2 separate regions of the Mus musculus genome follow, and region 2 is linked to region 1. The links are chromatin loops, found by intact Hi-C in ENCODE. Cell type or tissue: left cerebral cortex. All regions are shown on one strand. Each heading gives the region's core, and the rest is flanking DNA. Links, peaks and the distances in the headings are about the cores only.

Evidence for each region. A loop is a pair of places that touch in the nucleus more often than their neighbours do. Peaks named below come from ENCODE experiments on the same cell type or tissue, not always from the same donor. Only the 100,000 strongest peaks of a DNase experiment are listed, where the experiment ranks them.
Region 2: a loop joins it to region 1, with 2.0 times the contacts of the local background. A loop is called at or near these places in 5 of 42 quality-filtered maps.

What each region holds. Positions count from the first base shown.
Region 1 is chr9:77,539,887-77,551,986 of GRCm38, forward strand. It overlaps Lrrc1 (leucine rich repeat containing 1), which reads right to left and starts at 4,966. Exons shown (of 14, transcript NM_001146048.1): 1 at 4,579-4,966. The coding sequence starts at 4,737. In left cerebral cortex, for the core only: a CTCF peak has its summit at 4,265 (motif pointing left); DNase peaks (open chromatin) are centred at 3,988, 4,263, 4,763 and 5,045; H3K4me3 peaks cover 2,242 bases; H3K27ac peaks cover 779 bases.
Region 2 is chr9:77,477,734-77,485,733 of GRCm38, forward strand. The region is part of intron 2 of Lrrc1 (leucine rich repeat containing 1); the gene reads right to left. Among named protein-coding and RNA genes, the nearest start is that of Lrrc1, 63 kb to the right of the region's middle. In left cerebral cortex, for the core only: no CTCF peak of the experiment used is centred there; DNase peaks (open chromatin) are centred at 3,436 and 7,230.

The DNA of each region.
Region 1 (12,100 bases), core at 1-8,000:
TCGGGGACTAAGGAAATCTATGGGGAAGGCGTGAAGCAGCCCAGAAAACAATCAGAAAGCAAGGAGGTGCTAATACCAGGATGTCTGAGAAGTGAACTGCTCCTCTAACCAGTAAGGGAAACATTCCTTTCCATTCCCTTTGGATCCACGGTCCTTAAATGTGTAGTTGGTCTTTTATTGAATAATTGAGTTTATTATTATACACTCATTTAAGTATACAGGTGTATCAGCCCTATGCCTTAGCTCTTACATAACTATGAAGTAAAATAACTCTAAAAACCCAATAAAGACAAGAAAGGAAACCTCAACAATAACTTGACATCACACAGCAATTAAATACTTTTTTAGTTGCTACTCGGCTGCTCACAATGTATTAAGGAATATTAACCAGGTGCGGGCCCCTGGGTTTGAATTCTGAGTAACCACACCACAGAGGCCGTTACCCCTTCCGCTCTCCGTCATGTCTCTCTGATGAAGTACAGTAGAGTCTCTGCTCTTCCAACTCCAGACCTCACCTGACTTCCCTCATTAGCTATAACCAATAAAAGGAGTGCTCAGAGAAAGCTAGGCAATAGTCACTCCTCTATAAAGTCATCTGGACATTTCAGGGTGCGTGATTTTTCTTTTTTAATTGTTGAAAATCATATCAAAAACTTAATTTGGGTTTAACAAACTCCCTGAAGGGGGAGGGGCTCTTTAAACTTGAGTTAAGAAGTTCTTGCCAGAGTATTTAGAAAGACCTCACACTGGCAGTGATCTTCGAAAGCCTCGGCCTAACCCTATAAAGCAGGCGGTAATCCTAACATCTGCAGAAAGTAAGGCTGGTGGAGAGTACCCGAGAGACAGAACCCTGTCTTCAACTATCTAAATCTAAATCCAACATGTGCTATGCTGTCCCTACAAGACAAGGCCCAAGGAGCCTTGGTAAAAGATGACCAAAAGGTCACATGAATCCAGATGAACCCAAGGAGAGGGGTGTGAGAGACCGAGAAGAAAGAGGGCATCTGAGAAAAAAGCAGGCCGTGGGGACAAGACAGGTGGAAAGGAAAGTCAAAGTTGGAGACCGGGAGAACAGATGCGCCATCCCTCAGAACTAGAAATCCAAGGAGAAATAGCACTTCCAGCGAGAAGACCTGACTGAAGCATGACTAACTGGCTCTGAATAGGGATGGCAGCCCCTTGCCAGAGCAAGCTACAGGGGCTAAAACTGAAGTCATATTCATGGCAAAAGTTCACAGAGTACAAGAATTACTTCAAAGGTGGCCAAGTGCCTTCTAGCATCTTCCAAGGAAAGACAAGTTACTAGTTACTACAGACTTGTAAGTCGGGTCACAGGAAGGGAAATCCGATGACCAAGAAGATAGGCAGTCTTCTGAACATGAGGACTCGCTCATTGCTGCTAGGTTCTTTGGTTGCAGGGACTAGCACTTGAGGGCCTACGATGTACCACACAGTGGCCTAGGTTCAGCCATGAACGCCCCTGCCCTTGTGGAGGTAACGATTTAGTTGGGTAGACAGGCAAGGAACATGTAAGCATGTTTGAGCCTAGGTCATAAGTACCCTAGAACTAGAAAACAACTAATTCAGGATCTGAGAAAGAATGAGGGGTGGGGGGACTGGTGTTTGAAATACTTCCATCGGACAATCAACAGGTTAGCTAAAGGCCAAGAGGAGATGACAGAAAATTCTAGAAAAGTAACTGTCTTGAGCAAGACCTCCTGGGCACGGGGCTGGGGCTCCCGTGCTTACAGGGGAGAACAGAGGCGGGCAGGCACTTCAAGGAGGTAAGAGTGAGATTGTTAGTGCAGACAACAGAAGAATCTAGTGAAGGGACAGCTGAAGCCAGATGAATCTAGCAGCAGTCAGACAGAATGACTGTCACCCAACCAAAGGCAAGCTCAAGACAAGGATCCTGACCTGCACTGCGGAGAAGCCACCACAATGCTCGACTGCTCCTGGGTCGTACATTAGGTAAGTTATTACCAACATGTCTGTGGCTGGCGGGCCACCTCATACTCACATCAGTATTTAAGTCATGTCTCCCCACAAGACTGGGAACAGCTCATAAGAATCACAGCTTCTTTAATCTCTATATTCCTAATAACTAGTAAGGAATGGTACCGCAATAAATGTTTAACAAGGCCAAGTTTAAGTCACATGACTCAAAAAAAGGAGGGACTAAACAGCTCAGGTTTCATGGGTGTGAGAAGCAGACAGGCCAGACTCATCCTATGTGTTCAGTGTGACTGCAGTTGTCTGACACTTCAATACATGGAGGTAGCCAAACACTGCATCTAACAAAGTGCAGAGCCCTGAGGAAAAATCACTGCAATTCTGTGTCTCAATTTGTAAATGAAAATGCTGGAGCAAATGAGAGGTGGCAGACCCTTCAGTGGAGTGTAGGTATCTATCATTATCCCAAAGCCTGTTGCCCAGGTAGAGTGTATACCTACCTTTCGGATGTGCTCCCAAATTACAGGCAATGAACCAGACAGCGGTCATCGCCAGCACACCAAGAACCTTTGAAGCCTTCCAGCAAGAGGGGTGAGATGGTGGTGAGCAGACAGGCGCTTGGAGTTAGAAGCCAGACGCACCAGGGAGCGATAGCCATGAGTTACGAGTTCTCCAACATGAACAATGGCTAGCCCAAGGAAAGGCTGAGGAAACAGACAGACTTTCAAGGTAGCTGCTGTTCCTGTCTGGCATGTACAAACCCAACAGTCTGGGTGAGATGAGACAGAGAGGAATCCATTTTACAGGACCTTGATTTAAGGCTATTAGAGCAATACTTAGCAATAAGGAAGGCCATCACCCATTGGTTTCGAAATGTTTATTTAGAGTATTTACAGAATGCCATCAGACCTAATTTTGAGTCTCTGAGTTATCATGTACCATCTGCAGAAATACCTGACACTTCCAAAACTCTGAGTCTCTACGCCAAGCAAAAAAAAAACAAAAACTCCAGCATTAGAGGAAATCTAACAAACTCCAAAAAGGAGTGAAAAGCCAATCCAACCCAAAGAAATCGTCCAATTCCACAATAAACACAAAGTCTACAGAAAGCACTGCAAAGTTTATAGTCAAGAGCTTTTTACTAAGTCTTTTAGTAACTTTATTTCAAATCCCTTGCAAAGCATTAGGCAACATTTGCTACATTTCAAAAATTATACAACTTAAAGCAATGAGCTTCCCACTTAAGTAAAACACAGCGAAGCTTAAAAACCAGATCATGTGTTTGAAAATGCCTGCAAAATAATACATGCCTGAGGGATCTGGGTGGTTTTCCTACTGAATTAAATTAAGGGCTGGGAGGGGTGCTCTGCAGAGATCCGAGTGAGGGTAATCTTTGTGATTACACAGAGGAGGCCATGGGAACCAAGAAAAGTTAATTCAAGACGAACTTCACTCGAGATGTTGAGAGAAACACACTTGTGATTTTCTAAACTCTGTCAGCACTGGCGATCGTTATCAGTCCGTGTTCCAACAAACCAGACATCTGATCAGAGTTTCTTTGAAAATGGCAGGACATCATCAGCGGTAACAAAGGACAAACAAGGTACTTGCATTCCGAGGCTCGGGCCTTTAGGCTCTCTCCGGGCCTCCCAGCGGACTTCCATTTCCTGCACCTCTGGATTGCCACTGGCTTACTTCCTCCTTACACCTGGGTAAAGGATGCGTCCTCCTTAACAGTTAAAGCTAGAATCCCGAGGCAAATTCAAGGGTTAAAAGTTCAGCGTCTAACCCCAGCAGGGCCTAGAAGCACAATCAGTATCTGTCACAGGCCAAGTTCGGTGCGGCAGATGATTAATTTTCATAAACAACTCTGAAAAGATATGGCATTAGTGATAGGACAGACCCAAGCAAGCTCTGTGGTGGCGGAAAGGCAGCAAGCAGGGCTGACTCGCAGCGGGAGCCACTACACACGTTCATCGCAGTTCCAACCACGCAACAGGTCCACGCACGCAGTGCACCAGCGGCGGGAACCTGGGCACCTGCAGCAGTTCTCCTCCTGCCCAGCACCCCAATGCGGCCACGGGGCTACCGAAGCGGACCAAGCGCCATCTCTCCAGGGCATAGCCCACAGAGATAAGGCCCGGAGCACATTCCTTACAGATGCCAAGATATACTAAAGCTTACTTTCGCGCTGCTGGGTCCCCACATCCTCTGGGACCTGCGTTAGCCCAAAATGAGGAGCTCCAAGCCACTAGCTGGAGAATTGGCTGCTAGCCGATCGCCCCGGGGCGTGATGGGGCGCATGGTCGCCCCCAGCTGGGAACAGTGTGAGCTACCTGGCTTCTCACCTAACCGGCATTAGTTCCCAGACGTGGATCTAAGCCACTTAGTGGACCAGAACGTTTCTCCACTAGCCATGTAACTACTTGTTAAATACCAAGTCTTTCGGTATAAATGAAAAACAACTTTTATTGGAGGATGGGTTTAATCGGGAAGCAGGGGAGGGGGGCACAGGGAGGGCTGAGGGCAGTAGTGGGACCCCGCTGGCCAGAGTCTCCCAGAGCGAAGCAGTCAGCGGAGGAGCGCACGGACCCGGCCACCGCGCCAGGTGAGGCGGGCACTCACCTCGGGGAGCTCCCGGAGCTGGTTGGCGTCCAGCAGCAGCTCCTCCAGGCTGCGGGCATAGCGGTAGATCTCCTCGGGGACGTAGACCAGCGAGCAGTGGCGCTTGTCGATGGCCTCCACATGACGGTTGCACCGCCACAGGGGAATGCAGTGGAACATCGCCGCCTCCACCACCAGAGCCGTGTCCCGCCGAGCCGCGGAGCCCGGGGCTCGGAGCCCGCTCCGCCCGGCCGCCCCGCTGCTCCCCGCCCGCCGCCCGCTCCAAGCTCGTTGCTGGCTCCAAGCTCGCTCGCGCCTCGCAAGGACTCCACCGTCCCGAACGTTCTGAGGAAGCCGCGGGAACCCTCGCCGCGTCCCGCGCCTTCGCCACAGTCGCGAGCGTCCCCTCCCACCGCCCCCTCCGCCGCGCTCCGCTTCCTACTCGCGGCCGCCGCGCACTGGGCATGCGCACTCGGCGGCACGCAGAGGGCGTGTCCCGGCCGGGGATGCTCCGCTCCGGGTTTTCCTGGAGACCCGGCTCCCGGGAGGGTCGGGAGACGGTGCTCCTGCGGTCCTCTCCTCCGCGGGGAGTCGCACAGTGTGCGATTCTGGAGGGAGCCGCGCCCCAAAAAGCTCCTAAGGAGGGCAGGGACCGAAGGCCAGAAGGAGCAGAACAACTTCGGAGTTTTCATTTTACTCACCGTGCTTTTTTTTTTCTTGCTCCCCTTCCCCAAAACAACTTTCTCTTCCGGGGTCAGGAAGTACCGCCCCGCCGAGTACCTTGAGCGCGGGGTAATGAAGGAGTCGGTTCTGGCTTTCCGACACCCCCTCCTCCTAACCCCCGTTTGTGCCCTGTGTCTGCGCACACTCGCTGGCAGGCCCTACGACCTGAGAGCATCTTTGGTGAGCAGGACTTATCTGAGATGTACGTGTCACCAACTTCCTGGTGCCAACAAAAGCATGGATGTCCGTCTTCAAAAATCTTCTAAAAGATGCTCCGAGAAGAAAGGAGATGGCAAAGGTGCGCTTCAGCATTAGCTCCACCTTAGCCAGATGTGCTTTGGGGGCTAACCTGGGCTGAGGTACAGAAAGCACTGGTGCAGGAAGGCAGATGAACCTCCAATAGCTGGCTCCTGTATTTCTTCAACAGCACCCTGCGTCTTACAAAGGGGAGATTGCAACCCACGCTGTAGTTTGGGGCGGGGAGCCCCAAATTTCTTCCTTTGCTCCTCAGAGGTTCCCGTTACCACAGCCAGACATTTGAACCCCTTTTCTTCTGTTTTCAGAGTCAACGATACAAACTAACCAAACTCACTCCACATGAACAGTTGATGACTCCGTTTTAGGCCAAATACAATAGCTAATAGACTGTTTTAAGAGTCTTCTCTGACTCCCCACCCAGCAAAGGAAGCCTTATGCTCCCTCAGCTCAAATCTGGAGTCACCAACATCACAATATGCAGAAGATTGAAAATTGAGCTTGCTTAGTAACCAAGGCAGAGTTTGCTCTGAAACTTTTTTTCATTGTCTCTTCAGTATTTTTAACTGCACAGGGCACTTGCCCAGGGGGAGAGGGGGAGAGATACATAAAGGTTTCGTCTCTATCAGGAGGATCTCTTGTCTTGATTGATGAAGGAGGAAATTTGACCTGTTTTTACCTCAGGATTATCACCTAGACTTGATGGTTACAGCCAGTACCTAATTCCTGCCACTATGCTGACTTCACTTTTTAACCTGACTTGGTGCCTGCATTCTTGAGGCGGACTTTGAGCCTCCACTCCTCCTTCATTCTTGCATTCCAGAAGTGTGTATAAAGCCCATGTCCTGCCACCTCCCATGAAAAACTCTGATTCCTGATTGAGACATCCAAGAAGATACGTCACTAACTTTGTGGGTTTTCCAGCTGGTTTTTTTTTTTTTAAGTTATAGAAAGCTGAGCTACTCAGTTTAATGTTGTTGTATTTTGTTTTGTTTTGTTTTTCAGAAATACACTAGGTTGTTTTAATAAATGATTAGTATGTTTTTAACATATGTCTGGTCTTTTAAGGATTCCAACCTGAATAAGCATTCCTTATTCTTCTCTGTGTTGTGATCGTGTTTCTTCTTATGTCTAAAAACATTGTGGTTTCTGAACAGCTTACCTGCTTTGCAGATCCTGAAAACTACCGAAATCCACATGACTTAACTATCAGATTTGAATCCCGGCTACTCTGTGTTCTAGTTAGTTTCCTACTGGTGGGATAAATACCATGACAAAAAGCATCCTGGAGAGGAAAGGATTTGTTTGGCGTACATTTCCAGATCACAGACCATCCTTCAGGGAAGCCAAAGCAGGAATTCAAGCAGGATGGGAACCTGGAGGCAAGAACTGAAGCAAAGGTCATAGAGGAATACTGTTTACTGGCTCGTTCAACTTCTTTATAGCACCTAGGACTAGTCTATGGGAGGTACCAACCACAGTGAGCTGTGCCCTTCCAATTAATCTTTAATCAAGAAATTGCTTTACACACTTGCCTGTATGTCCATCTGATGGAGACATCTTCTCAATTGAGATTCACTCCTCCTAATTGACCCTACCCTGTGTCAAGTTAACAACTAACCTCCACTGGGAGATGAGGGATTATTTGGCTTGAATGTCAGGATCACAATCTTACCCTTGGGGTAAGCGAGGGCAGGAACTCAAAGTAGGAACTGAAGAAGAGATGATGGGGGAGGCGGGGGAGTCTTGCTTATTGACTTTCTTTCTGTGCTTTAGTGAGCATGCTTTCTTATATAACTCAGAACCAACTCCCCACTGGGGGCACATAATTCAGGAGTGTTTGCTACATAACAGCAGATAATAAATGTAGACATGATTCACCAGACACATGCTAGATACAGAAATGCAACAAAGAAAACATACCCCTTCCCCTGAGAGAATGAAAAACGTGCAATTAATGGTTTGTTATTTTATTTCCTGACTTTTATTTGTAGAATGGTATAAACATTACATTTTTAAACTACAAATCCAAAGTGGCATCCAGTAAGCTGGAAATGACTGGGAATTCAGAAGTGCAGACATGTAAATTTTAAAATGAGCACAAGAAACCACTATCTAGCCACTGGAGTGTAAAACAAACCAACAAACCAAAACAAACCACTCAGGATCCTAAGTGTTAGTGAAGATACAGTGCAACAAGCACTCAAGCACTGCTGGCAAGAAAGTAAACTGTTGAAAGCAGTATTTAAAACAATTTGAAGATTCTTTGTGTCTGCTGTAATGATCCATCCATGATGTAAGTTATTTATCAATATCCATCATAATTTGGTTAATATTAGTCAAAACTTTGAAACAACTAAATATTCACCAACAGATTAAAAGTGTAGCCTGTAGAAACAATGGTATAGAACTCAACAATAGAAGAAAATAAACTAGTAAACATGTTAACAAATAAATATATCTCAAAAGATCATATCCATAGAAGAAGCAATGTACAGAAAAGTGCATAGGATAGTACATAATGTATAAAATTATTTTTTAAAATTGAAAACTAATAAAAAATGATAACAGCCTAACTCAGTGGCTGTGTGTGGAAATGGATGAGGGTCTGGGATGGCAAATGGCTCGAGAGAATGTGGGAAGTGATGGAACTGTTTATACACAAACCTGCAGACCTGAGTTTGGCTGCTCGTCACCTATATAAAAGCCAAGTGTGGCTGCACATGCCACTAACCATTCCGGCTTGCTTGGCTAGCCAGCAAAAAAACAAAAAAACAACAGCACACTACAGATTCAACAATAGACCCTGTCTCAAGGGGATAAGGAAGAACAAGAGACGGGACATCTGATATCCCCTCCTAGCCTCCTTACAACAGGAGTGACAGGATACACACACACACACAAATAAAATATAGGTAAATGTATCCTACAGGCAGTTGTAAATTAAATCCTAGGCTAAGAATCACATTATGGTAGGTGGTAACTAAGTATCTGCCACATGCCAGGCACTGGGTTACATTTCTGGGAAACAGAGGGAGGGCAGACCTTGGAGTCTCCTGGAAGAAAGGCCATTGTCAAGGGAATGGTATCAAGATAGAAGCTATTATGGGATAGAGGGTCGCTTTTCCTATTCTAGAAAATCTATCAAGAGGCTGACCTTTTCATCTTGGAGAGGAGCACAGGAGTGACCCTCTGAGGATGTATACACAGATCAAAGAGCTAATCAAATCATATGCAAAGCTGGACACTGAGAAAACAGCTCCATTTGCATAAAAACCCCAGGGCGCCTTTAATAAATCAAACTCTCCGAATTTAATCATGTTTCTCCAGATTTAAATTTAAGAATATTTTCCCAAAGATTTTAGAATATTCAAACCATTCAGAAGCCCGAGAACCTATACAACTCCACAAATGAGTAGTTCAGAATTCAACAATCTTCATAATCAGAAGCAAATTTAAGTGTGTGTGTGTGTGTGTGTGTGTGTGTGTGTGTGTGTGTGTGTGTACCACACTTGAGTATCACAATTCAGGTTATCAGGCTTGGAGTCATTACCCACTGACCCTGGCCCCTTCCCTTGTTTTTCCATTGAAACATTTATTAAATTTACACTTGAGGTAGTCAGGAAACATTGAACTTAGGTTTTCCGTTTTAGTTTTTGTTTTCTGTTGATGCCATCTGTATCTCCTCATTTCTTCCCTTGTAGAACAGTTGTTTCCTCTGAATGGAAACATTCCCTCCGAGTGGACAAAGAGGCAGTAAACAAACATCCCCTGTCTGGGAAGAGAGAAGTTGAAACATAATCGAAGCTCCCTAAAACAAATGAATAAACACAGTAGACAGCTGTTGGGAGGGGAGACCTAGCAGCCAGGCTGCCCAGAGGAGCTTTCTCAGACCTGCTGCTCTGCTCCCACATTGTACAGAGCTCCTGGGTTACAGCTCTCATGAGCTACCACGAGTCCTGGGGTGGACTTTTGAAGCAAGTAGCTGCTTTTAAGTCATCCCCGCTCCTATAGGGAATCTCCCACCAGTACTCCTGTTAGTAACCGCAGTAAAAATTCACTGGATGACCAAGTTGGACTCTGGTGCCTTGCTTACTTTGATCTGTTGTGGGTTCCCTTTCTGAGGTGAATATACCTGCCAGTGTGTTTCACTCACAGGACTTTTCCTTTTCCTGCTATCTTTGGACTGTATTTTCAGACTGTATTTTATGGCATCCACTAGTGACAGTGGATCCTCCAGTGAACAGAGTGTACACTTTTACATTTTCATAGTCTGGCTGAACAATAGAAGCAGAAATTGTTGGTGTCTCTCATAAGGAGAAGGAAATGGCTCGAAAAAGAGGCTTCCTTCGAACTAAGAAAGCAAGCCATGGCTTTCACTAAGGGAAAAAAGGTTCCTAGATGGCACCCCATTTTGTTGCGGGATCCTTGGGTTATGTACATATTTGATGGCTTCTCCAGTGTGAGGTTAGTCAACCACAAAGACATGTGTGAAAAAAAAATCACAGAGCTTTTTACATCTTATCCAGATTATTGTATAAATCTCTGCACGCGATTGTTACCTGTTTGTTTTTTCTTGTTGTTGCTTTGTTTTGCTTTGCTTTATTCTACTTTCAAGTGGAAATCACTGGTTTTCTTTTTTTTAAGTGTTCTGAGGTACTGAATTTTTATGATATATATTTCATTAAAAACTCTGTAGATGAGGTATGGTTACTAATCTCTATATGTAAATCTATTATTTATTGAGCTTTTTCTAAATGAACATTTTAACATTTCTAATTCAGCTGCAGCATCCTGCAAGAACTAAGAGCAGAGAAAAATGATTACTAACTTAGATTCCGAAAGTTGGAGACTTCGTGACTTAAACACACTTGAAGGCAGTGGGCCTTCACCTGAGGAGCTATGGGCAGCACGTGATAGCCTCTGACCCATCAGAGCACTAGCTGACTAAAGGTCAGAGTAGTCAGACACTAGCCTGGCCAGAGGACCCGAATCAATCCTACAGAGCATGTCTGGAGTGAGATGGGAAAAGCAGTGACTCTGAGGCCCAGGTTCTAGCCCAAGTGCCTAGAATCTGTGGGTTTCCCTGAGGTAGGGAGTCATAGTTAAGTCGTCTGTGGAATAAAGAATTTAACTACCAGTCTTTTTGGTCCTTCTAAACCTAAAGGCATGAGCTCAAGTCCCACAGTCCACGCAGTGGAAGATTTCTGACTCCTGCAAGTTGTCCTCTGATACAACACATGCATGCACTCCAGCATGAATACACACACACACACACACACACACACACACACACACACACACACACACCACACTTTTTTAAAAAAATAATTAAATTTAGGCAAATAAAATCTATTCTAAAAGTTATTGTTATATTAAAAGCACATCTATATGAATAGTAATTGTTACTTTCTTTTAAGTTTTTTAACATTTAACAATAATAAATAACATTTATTATTTAAGCTTATTTAACATTTATTTTTAACATTTAGCATTAAGTTATTTTACATGTATTAGGATTTAAACATTTTTTAATATTTATAACATTTTTAAACATTTAACATTAACTTAACATTTATAAGATTTATTAGGTTTTTTTTTTTTTTGCTAGCATACAAAGCTGTGGATTTCACTGTGACATTTCATGTTCCTGCATCTGTGTCACTATACTTTGTTTCTATCCTTATCATCAGTGCCCTCTTGTCTGTTTTCTTCCTCTATTAGTCACTCACCTTCCTCTCCCCAGCAGCCCCTCCCCCTGCTTATAGCATATCCATCCCATCACCTTTTCTTGTTGCTTCCCTTTTCAGACCTTTCTTCCCCTTTCATACCCTCTTTCTATAACCACACTACAACACACACACGCACACGCCAATCTGTGGTTTATGTATGAGCGAAACCATAGCCTGTCTTTCTGAGTCAGGCTTATTTCGCTTAACATGATGCTCTCCATCCATTTCCCTGCACATGCCATAAACGCCATCATTCTTTACAGCTGAATAGCGCCCCCCACCGTCCATGTACCAAGTGCCTTCACTTACCTTCTGATGGCCATCTAGGTTTTACTCCATATCTTGGCTGTGTGAGTAGTGAAGCAATAAACCTGTGTGTGACGATCTCAGCAGAATACTGACCTAGAGTCCCTCAGGTACACACCGTGAGTGCAGCCTTGGGGTTCACATATGACTATTTGGAGTTTCTTGAGTGGCCTGAATACTTGTCTCCAGTGTAGCTACATCAGACCGACATTCCCCCAGCAGAATCAAAATGTTCCACTTGCCCCACACCTTCACTAGTAGTTTTGCTTTTTTGTCCTTTGTCTTCTTTGTTATTGCTGTTTTTTTGTAATTTTTATATTTCTAAACACCAAATGTTATAAATTCATAAATGCATACTGGATAAAATACAAAATTACAATGAAAAGACAATACCTTAACAAAACCCTTCTGTGTTGTCCATTTTAATTGGCAGAATGACTTAGTAGTAAGAAATATAAAAGCAAAAGAAAAAATAAGAAGAAAAAAAGAAATATAAAAGCAGATTTTTGCTTTTTTTCCCCTAGAGA
Region 2 (8,000 bases), core at 1-8,000, 62 kb before region 1:
CTCTGCCTTACAGTTAACAAACACACTGAAGAAGAGTGAGGTCACTCTAAGAAGAATATAAGAGTTTTACTGTTGCTCTAATGATTTGAGAAGCAATAATGACTTAAACCCAGAATCACATGTATTCCCATATAAAGGTTAGAGACATTTAATATTATATTCTTAGTAAATTAATACTTAGCGTTATGATTTCCATCGACTCGTTAAATTACATAACCCAAAACTTCTACTTGCCAATACTGTAAAAGTAAGACAAAAATTTTTTTAATCTTACTTTTTATAGTTCATATTAGACATGTCCAAGAACAAAAATAACAAAATCTCTCTCAGGAATTTTGCAAGTATCAGATTTTGTTATTTTTATTCCTCTTTTCCCCAGAATGTTAAGATAACCTTTAATTCAGATCTACTGCAAGTTATCATCATCTGAGTTTGAGCTGCTTTTGACAAGTGGGTTTTAGCTGTCTTGGAAGGAACACACCAAATCTGCAGTTTACCAGAAAGACATTTTCCGTGGCCTGTGTGAGGACGCTGACATCAGCGCAGAGCTCTGACACACAGCAGGCAGGCCACCATTCCGGCACTGTTTGCTGGAGGCTGCTCGCACAGACAGAGCCTTCACAACAGATACAGCACTTTAGACATGATTTCAAAGGACATCCCCTGCCCTTCGGGGAATCTAAGTTTAACCAACAAGATGAGATTCTAGTCCATCCCACAGCAAAGCAATGTGTAAGCTTAGCTTATATGTTCCTATAAGAAATAAAGAAGTCACCAAATCCCAAAACTATCAAGGTGAAACATCTCCTGATGTTCACAGCACCAGCCCACCACTATGTTAGTGATGTCAAGGAAGTCAGGCGATGTGACCTTTTCCTTCTAAGCATGGCTTTCAGTCCTGGCTTCAGAACTCGGAGCCCTGGCTTTTGTGGAAGACTGTGGACAGCCTGCTTTGTCTATCACGACACATTACACTTGAGTGGATAAATTAATTGCTCACTGGCACTTATTCTGTGAAACAAATACCGAGATGGAGCAGACCTGTTTAGAAACAGAGAAGCATCCAATAAATGGTCCAAGACCCCTCACTGACATCTGGAAAAGGAGAGCTTTGGTGAAATCCCTCTGCAAGAAAGACACAAAGGTTCCATTGAACACTACAGAGCCACATTTGAGGCACTCAAGACGCACTGCAGGAACTACAGATGACAGAGGAGTGTACACAGAGAAACACAAAATACTGTCAGGTTGTCGTCTTCTGCAGAAATGGGGGTGGGTGAGGAGAGTGGGGATCAGAGGAAGCAAGAGTGAGTGAGCCTCCTGTTTTAAGGATGCAGCACAAATGCCTGGAGGGCCACTGGGTAGAAAAGAAAGGAACTAGGGAATAGGCGGAGGTCAAGAGCAGAAAGCATCACTTCGAGCGTGGCCCACACATCAACGAAAGAGGGAAGAAAGGTGTAGCTGTAAGCTAATTTCTAGGAATAAACTGTTGCTTTAATAGGGATGTAAGGAGAACCTAAACCACAAAGGCCGAGGAGTCAGAGGAGGAGGAAGAGGAATGTAAAACAAGAGCCAGACTCCAGTCTCCAAAACAGCACTCACTAGCTGACTAAAGGGGAAAAATGGGGAGAACAAGGTAAGGGTTGCTCATCGTGATGCTGAATGAATGAATGAATGAATGAATGAATTACACAGGACTGTTGTTTAATTTGAAATGATATCCTGGGCTGTCAGGCTACAATCTGTCTTTTATTAAATTATGGCAAACATTTTTTTTTCTTACCAAAATAAGAGATGAAAATCCTATGTTGAATGCCAATAAAACAGTAGCAGCAGCAGCAACAACAACCAGTAACAACAACCACCATCAGCTACATACACAGCTCATCTGTTTAACATGCATCCCGCAGACACATAACCCTGAATGTTAATTCTGGGCATTACTTTGAGTCCATCTGTGTTTTACCTAAAGCTGGTTAGTAAGGAGTAGAACCTTCCACATATGGAGTCCCACTGGCACTAGTGGTTTCTAATGTCACACTTCCCACTTCCCACACACTGCTGCCATTGTCGTTATCAAGGGCAGATGCAGGAATGGCTTTGGTGAAGGCTAGCTCACCTGCTCCAGACCTCTGCACAGCTTATGGAGCTGAGCTCTGGGCTCCCATCTATACAAAACCGGTCCTACATGCAGCACTGTTCAGTTCCCAAGGCACTGCAGTGAGCGCTGTTTCAGCTGGAAGCAGGGAGCTCCCGGCTGCTGCTCCGTTCTGATTTTCCCCTATGGTCTGCTTTCCACCTCTGCTTCCTATTGTCCCTTGGCACACATCAAAAAGTCAGAGAAAGGAAAGGAATCGGTGAGATGACCTATCTGAACGGTCTCTTTTGCTCTGACGTGGCAGGCTCCCACCGTTGTCACTTTCCCACCAAGCCCCTCATGCATACAGAATCCCTCAGAATCATCTCCCATCCTGGTGTGCAGCCAACCATCGCCAAGGCAATGCATGTCAGTGCCTGGGGGACAGGACGCTTCAGTGGGAATTCTAATCTAAGCTTGTTTGTCCAGTCTTTCTGGTGACAGATACATAAATACATCTTCATAGTCTACAGAAATAGAATCGTGTTTAAGAAAAATTACAGGTACACTGAATCTCCATGTCTGAGAACCTGGAGTAGACCAAGCCTTCAATAAGCCTGGCAACTGGAAGGAGGAGAAAAAAAAAGAGAAAGAAGTTTTGTTTGAGGAACATACCAAGGGTCAGAAGAAAGTTACACTTCAGTGTGTTTAGATTTTTTTTTTACTTTAATTGCAAAATCTAAGGAGCAGAGAGAAACCCTTTCTCAGAAGGCAACAGGAGCGCAGTCACATAGCAAGGGCAGAGGGCATGGCCACAGGAACATCAGAACCTACCTATGTGAGAGAGACAGAAGAGGAACATGTGAGCAGATGGCCTGGGGGAGCAGAATGGTGCATGAGAAGGCTATCAGTGGAGAGCAGCTGCTGAGATGAGAACCTCCAAGCCACAGGGGAGCAGAACGGTAAGATCCCAGGAGCTGAAGGAAATGAGCTGCCACAACAAGAACCACTTCTGGGCAGAAAGTGAGCGATGTGTCTACTTGGCAATGTTAAGTGGAAGCGGGGAGAAAGGCAAAGCTGTGATGACCCAGAATTATTATGCAAAAGCCATGAATTAAGCCTCAGCCAGACTCAGACTCTATCAGGACCACAACAACCAGCAGTAAAGAGAACACGCATGTACAGGAGATGCTGGCAGGCTGTGGTGACATACTGAACACTGTGACTTTGGGGACAGCCAGTACATCGTATTGATTCATTTAGAATTATTTACTACTAGAATAAAACAAGGTCCTTGTGTGCCAAACAGGCTGGCTGATTAAGACGGTTTGAATGTGGTGCTGCAGGCTGTCTGACTCAATCCTGTTTAAAAATATCTGGGATTGTCAAACAAGACTAAATATGAATGCGCTCTCCCAGTCTCCCTTGTGCTGTCACAGCTGTTCTTCTGGTAATGAAAGGGAAAAGCTAAACGCAGAATTTCTTCAAATGTTTCCATTTATCATGGTATCCCAAGCACTACAGACACCCAGGAGGCAGCCAGCCCGTACACAGAGCCCAGTCCTCGGCATCCATTTCAGGGCTCAAGAAGGTCGGCAGGCTTGGGCCTCACATGCTACAGGGAAGACAGACAAGGGCCCTTCAAAAACGTTATTTTGTGTAAGTCTTGTAACAAGTCATGTTACTTGCCCTGAAGAAAGAAAAAATAAAAAGGTCATGCTGGGTGTGGTGGCACACCCCTATAATCTCTGCGCGGGAGAGGCTGGGACAGGAAACTCGGGAGCCCAAGGTCAACTCCGGCTACACAGCAAACTCAAGGCCAGCCTAGGATACAGGGCACAGTGTCTCAGAAAAGGTTCCAACTAAGGATCCTGGCAGCAAACATCAAAACAATCATTCCAGCTCAGCTTTTCCTTCCCCACAGAGTTGGCTCAATCGTGTCTGCAGGTACAAGGTCTTGCTTCAGAAAGACAATATTGAGTACTAGGTTTCACAGGGAATAACAGGAAGGAGAGAAATGTAGCCATCTGCCAGTCGCTCACTTCTCTCCTAAAACCAGTTACGTTTAAACATATATTCACATATGATTTTGATTAAAAGTTACTTATACTTCAAAAAAATAGCAACTATCAAAAGTGAAATAGTTTTATTCATCAGAATCTTCTCTTTTCATTTAAAATTACAGCTCTCTGGACTTATTCTGAGTTAATACGGCTAAAATACAGTCACTGGTACTTATATATCAAATTCTCTAGAAAATTCTAATGGAGGTATATTTTGATCCAGAAAGTCTAACTCCACACCCCTACCCCAACTTCTCCCTTACCTTAGACCACAAAGCAAAAATTCTCCCTCTGACTCACCCCAGCAGCAGCCCGTTCCCCACACCCCTGCAGTGATCCACTGCCCCACACCCCTGCAGCTGCCCACTCCTCACACCCCCGAAGCGGCCCACTCCTCACACCCCTGCAGCTGCCCACTCCTCACACCCCTGCAGCTGCCCACTCCTCACACCCCTGCAGCGGCCCACTTCCCCACACCCCTGCAGCTGCCCACTCCCCACACCCCTGCAGTGGCCCACTCCTCTGACCAGTCTCATGCTGCCAGTTTCCCTGTTCTCTTTTAAAAGCACCCCCTGCCCTTCCAATTAGGTCACACCCTACCGAGCCGTGTTTGCCTGCCACACCACTACACACATTGCCTGTCAGCTGAGAGACTCAATCACAGGCTAAATGAGTCACTCTTTGGATAACACACACAGAGTAGGTAAGAGTGCAGGGCCACGAATGAACACAGTTCTAGAGAAATACAGGGAGAAGCCATTTGGCCTAGATGAAGCAGACAGGACACCATTCTCAACCGGTTCATTACTGGGTTTTTCCAAAGCACACCCCTACTATAGTAATATAACCACTGAGTATTCTAGCACTTGAGGGATTTTCAGTCTTCTGGCACAAATGGACTATCAGGTGAGGTAAGGACAGCTTGAGCTACGGAGTAAGACCCTGCAGGAGAGGGAGGGAGGAAGAAGATGGTGGTGGTGGTGGTAGGGGGGGGTTGTCTTATGGAAACCTCAGCAAATACCCGGGCATTTACTTTTGCTGGTTCTCAGCACTAACATACCCATCTCTGGGACCACTGTCACCCAAGCCCACAAAGTCAAAAGGGCAGCCCAGGGTGGGCCTAGGGCACTGCCTTAAACAAGCAAGCAAACAAAACCAAACCCCGCCTCACTTGAACCTGAGACGTAGCTAGACTCAAATCACTACGGATTGAGGAGTTGGCCATTAACGTGGGACCTCACAGTTACTCCCATGCACACTTTACCTCCACAACCAAGTGATTTCCTCCTACAGGGACAGATTCAACTCCCAACTCCCAAAGCCTGTGCTGCAGGTCTGGTTAAACTGCCTGGGGTGGAAGGAAGATCAACGTGGGCAAGAAAGCTGTTTGTGTAGCTGGTCAGGGGCGGGCAGGGGAACGGTGGATGGAGACTGGAAGTTGGATCTCATTTAACCTCTTCTTCCTCAGAGGCTTCCGATCCCTCGGAGCTGGGGTCGCAGGTGCTTGTGAGCTGCCCAACATGGGTGCTGGGAATGGAACTCCATGGGAGCTGTTCATTCCTAACAATGGGGCCATCTTTCCAGGCCCTAAAACTAATTCTTGTAAGACGTTCTCTACCTCCCATACACACTGACATTTTTTTTCCTAAAGTAATCCTTAAAAGATACAGAAAAAAAAAATGGAGTACAAGAAAAGCACTCAAAAGAAATTTTTAAAAAACATGTTTACATTACTCAAAGGAATACTGTAAAAAGCTTTCAAATTACAAGTTGTCAACTGACAGATGGAGAGAGACTCATAGGGTGTTTAAGTTCCTTAAAAGACACAACAGAACTCAGGCATTGAAACTGGCACTGTCTCTTCAAAGCATCCATCACACAGCACTCACTGGCCCCTGCCTCCCCCCTCTCCTGATGTTGGCACTGGATGAATGTTATGAAATACATGTTGTAAAACTAGTGTTTTCTCTGTAATTTAAAAAAAAAGAAAAAAGGAAGCACTTCAGGACCAAGGCTCATAACAAACCATGCAGCACATCCCAGCTAAGTCACACCCTGACGATGCTGCGCCCTTACAACAATCCGCACAGGTCCCACAATCCAGATCGCGGGTGGGGGAGGCAGAAGGCGAGATCCTTGCTTTAACAGAATGGTAACTGGATCACTGTAACAGACCTTTGAGTTTTTTGAACTGGGCGAAAAATAATGTTCTGAACAAACTGACTGACTCTTATCTGAAATGCCTGAAAGCAAAAGTATTTCGGATTTTGGAATTTTCTGGATTTCAGACGCGTACAGACATTGCCAGGTGTCTTAACGGTTGTTTCTGTGACTGTAATGAAACCAAAATGACCATCAGCAACCCGGGGAGAGAAGGGTTTATTTTAGCTTAAGGTTCATCTTAGTTCCCATTATGAAGGGAAGTCACCTGGAGATGAGCACTAAAGCAACGGCCACAGAGGAGTGCTGCTTGCTGGCTTACTCCGTGTGGCTTGCTCAGCCTGCTTTCTTAGAGCACTCGGGACAGCTGTGCCAAGTTAACATGAACTGATCCAGCCCATCAGCTGGAAATCCCTATAGCCAAAATTCACCTGGGTACTCAATGTTTCAGAGTGTAGAATGTTTCAAATTTCAGATTTTCAAAATAGGGACGTGAAATCTATCCATATGTAAAACTATTGCAGATTTACATGAACACCAGAAAGGTCAGACTGTAGCATCCTTTTGGCCTAAATACTACTTTAGCATCTGGACCCAATCAAGAATGGCCCAGGTTTCGGTGACTAGCTCCAGTTTAAATTTCAAGTTTTTGGATTTTAAATACAAACTTTGGCTATCTGGCTTCAGAAATTTTGACTTGGCTGAGATGGAAATATGGGATTTTAGCAAGGATTCTATGTAGGTGGCCTCAGAGCACATCTGCAGAAACAACTGCTCCAAGTGAAGGAAGACAGACCACAATCCAGAGTTAACATTGCTAGAAAGAATCCTAGCTGCCACCACCACCCTTGAAACTAGCGCTTTCTCTGGCTGACGACGGCGAGGGACTTCTGAGTCACTGCCCTTGGCGGTGTTTTTCTTGTCTACGCTTTCAAACCTACAAGCATGACTCTACCAAGGCGGCTTGCACATCCCTGAGAACACACAGCATCGTGTCTGCTCCTGGTCATCAGGGCTCTGCCTATGCTAGGTGTGACCACAGCCAGTCCCTGACGTGCAGAGCAGCAGTGAGTGTCTTGGCTCTGGAACTTAATGTAGAAGTCTCGGTGCCCTTTATAACAACTGAGAGTGTACTACAGATCTCAGCTTATAATTGCACAGATGTGCAATCATCCCGTTTTCACATGTTCTCTGCCACTCACCTACCAGTTCCTGAGCAGCTTAAATCTTCTATAGTTTATATAGTGCAGGCTGCATATAAAGTCTAGAGACTCCCCTCCCACTTCCCTAGCATCTTCTATATAATAAGCAGGCCTATAATAAAGAGAGACAAACATGATGCTCTCTGCTGTGATTATGTCTCGAAACACAACTGGATAGAAGTGGTGGTCCAAATGGCAAAGCTCAGTCTGCTCGCCTGTTCATTTGTCCAGTCAGACCGGGGGCTCACACATGCTGGACCATGTGGCAACAGTTAAGGAGGAGTGATAGTTTCCCACTAAGATCTCAGCAGTTGAGACAGTCATAAACGACTGCACGCATGCACCTGTAGCCCCAGCTATCTGGAGGATTTGGAGAGGAGAGCCTCCCGAATCCAAGAGTCAGGCCCAGCTTAGGCAGTACCAAAAGATTTCTATCTGGGAAAGATAATAAATAAAATTAACCACATATAGTGGGATACTCAACAGACAACCTTAGTC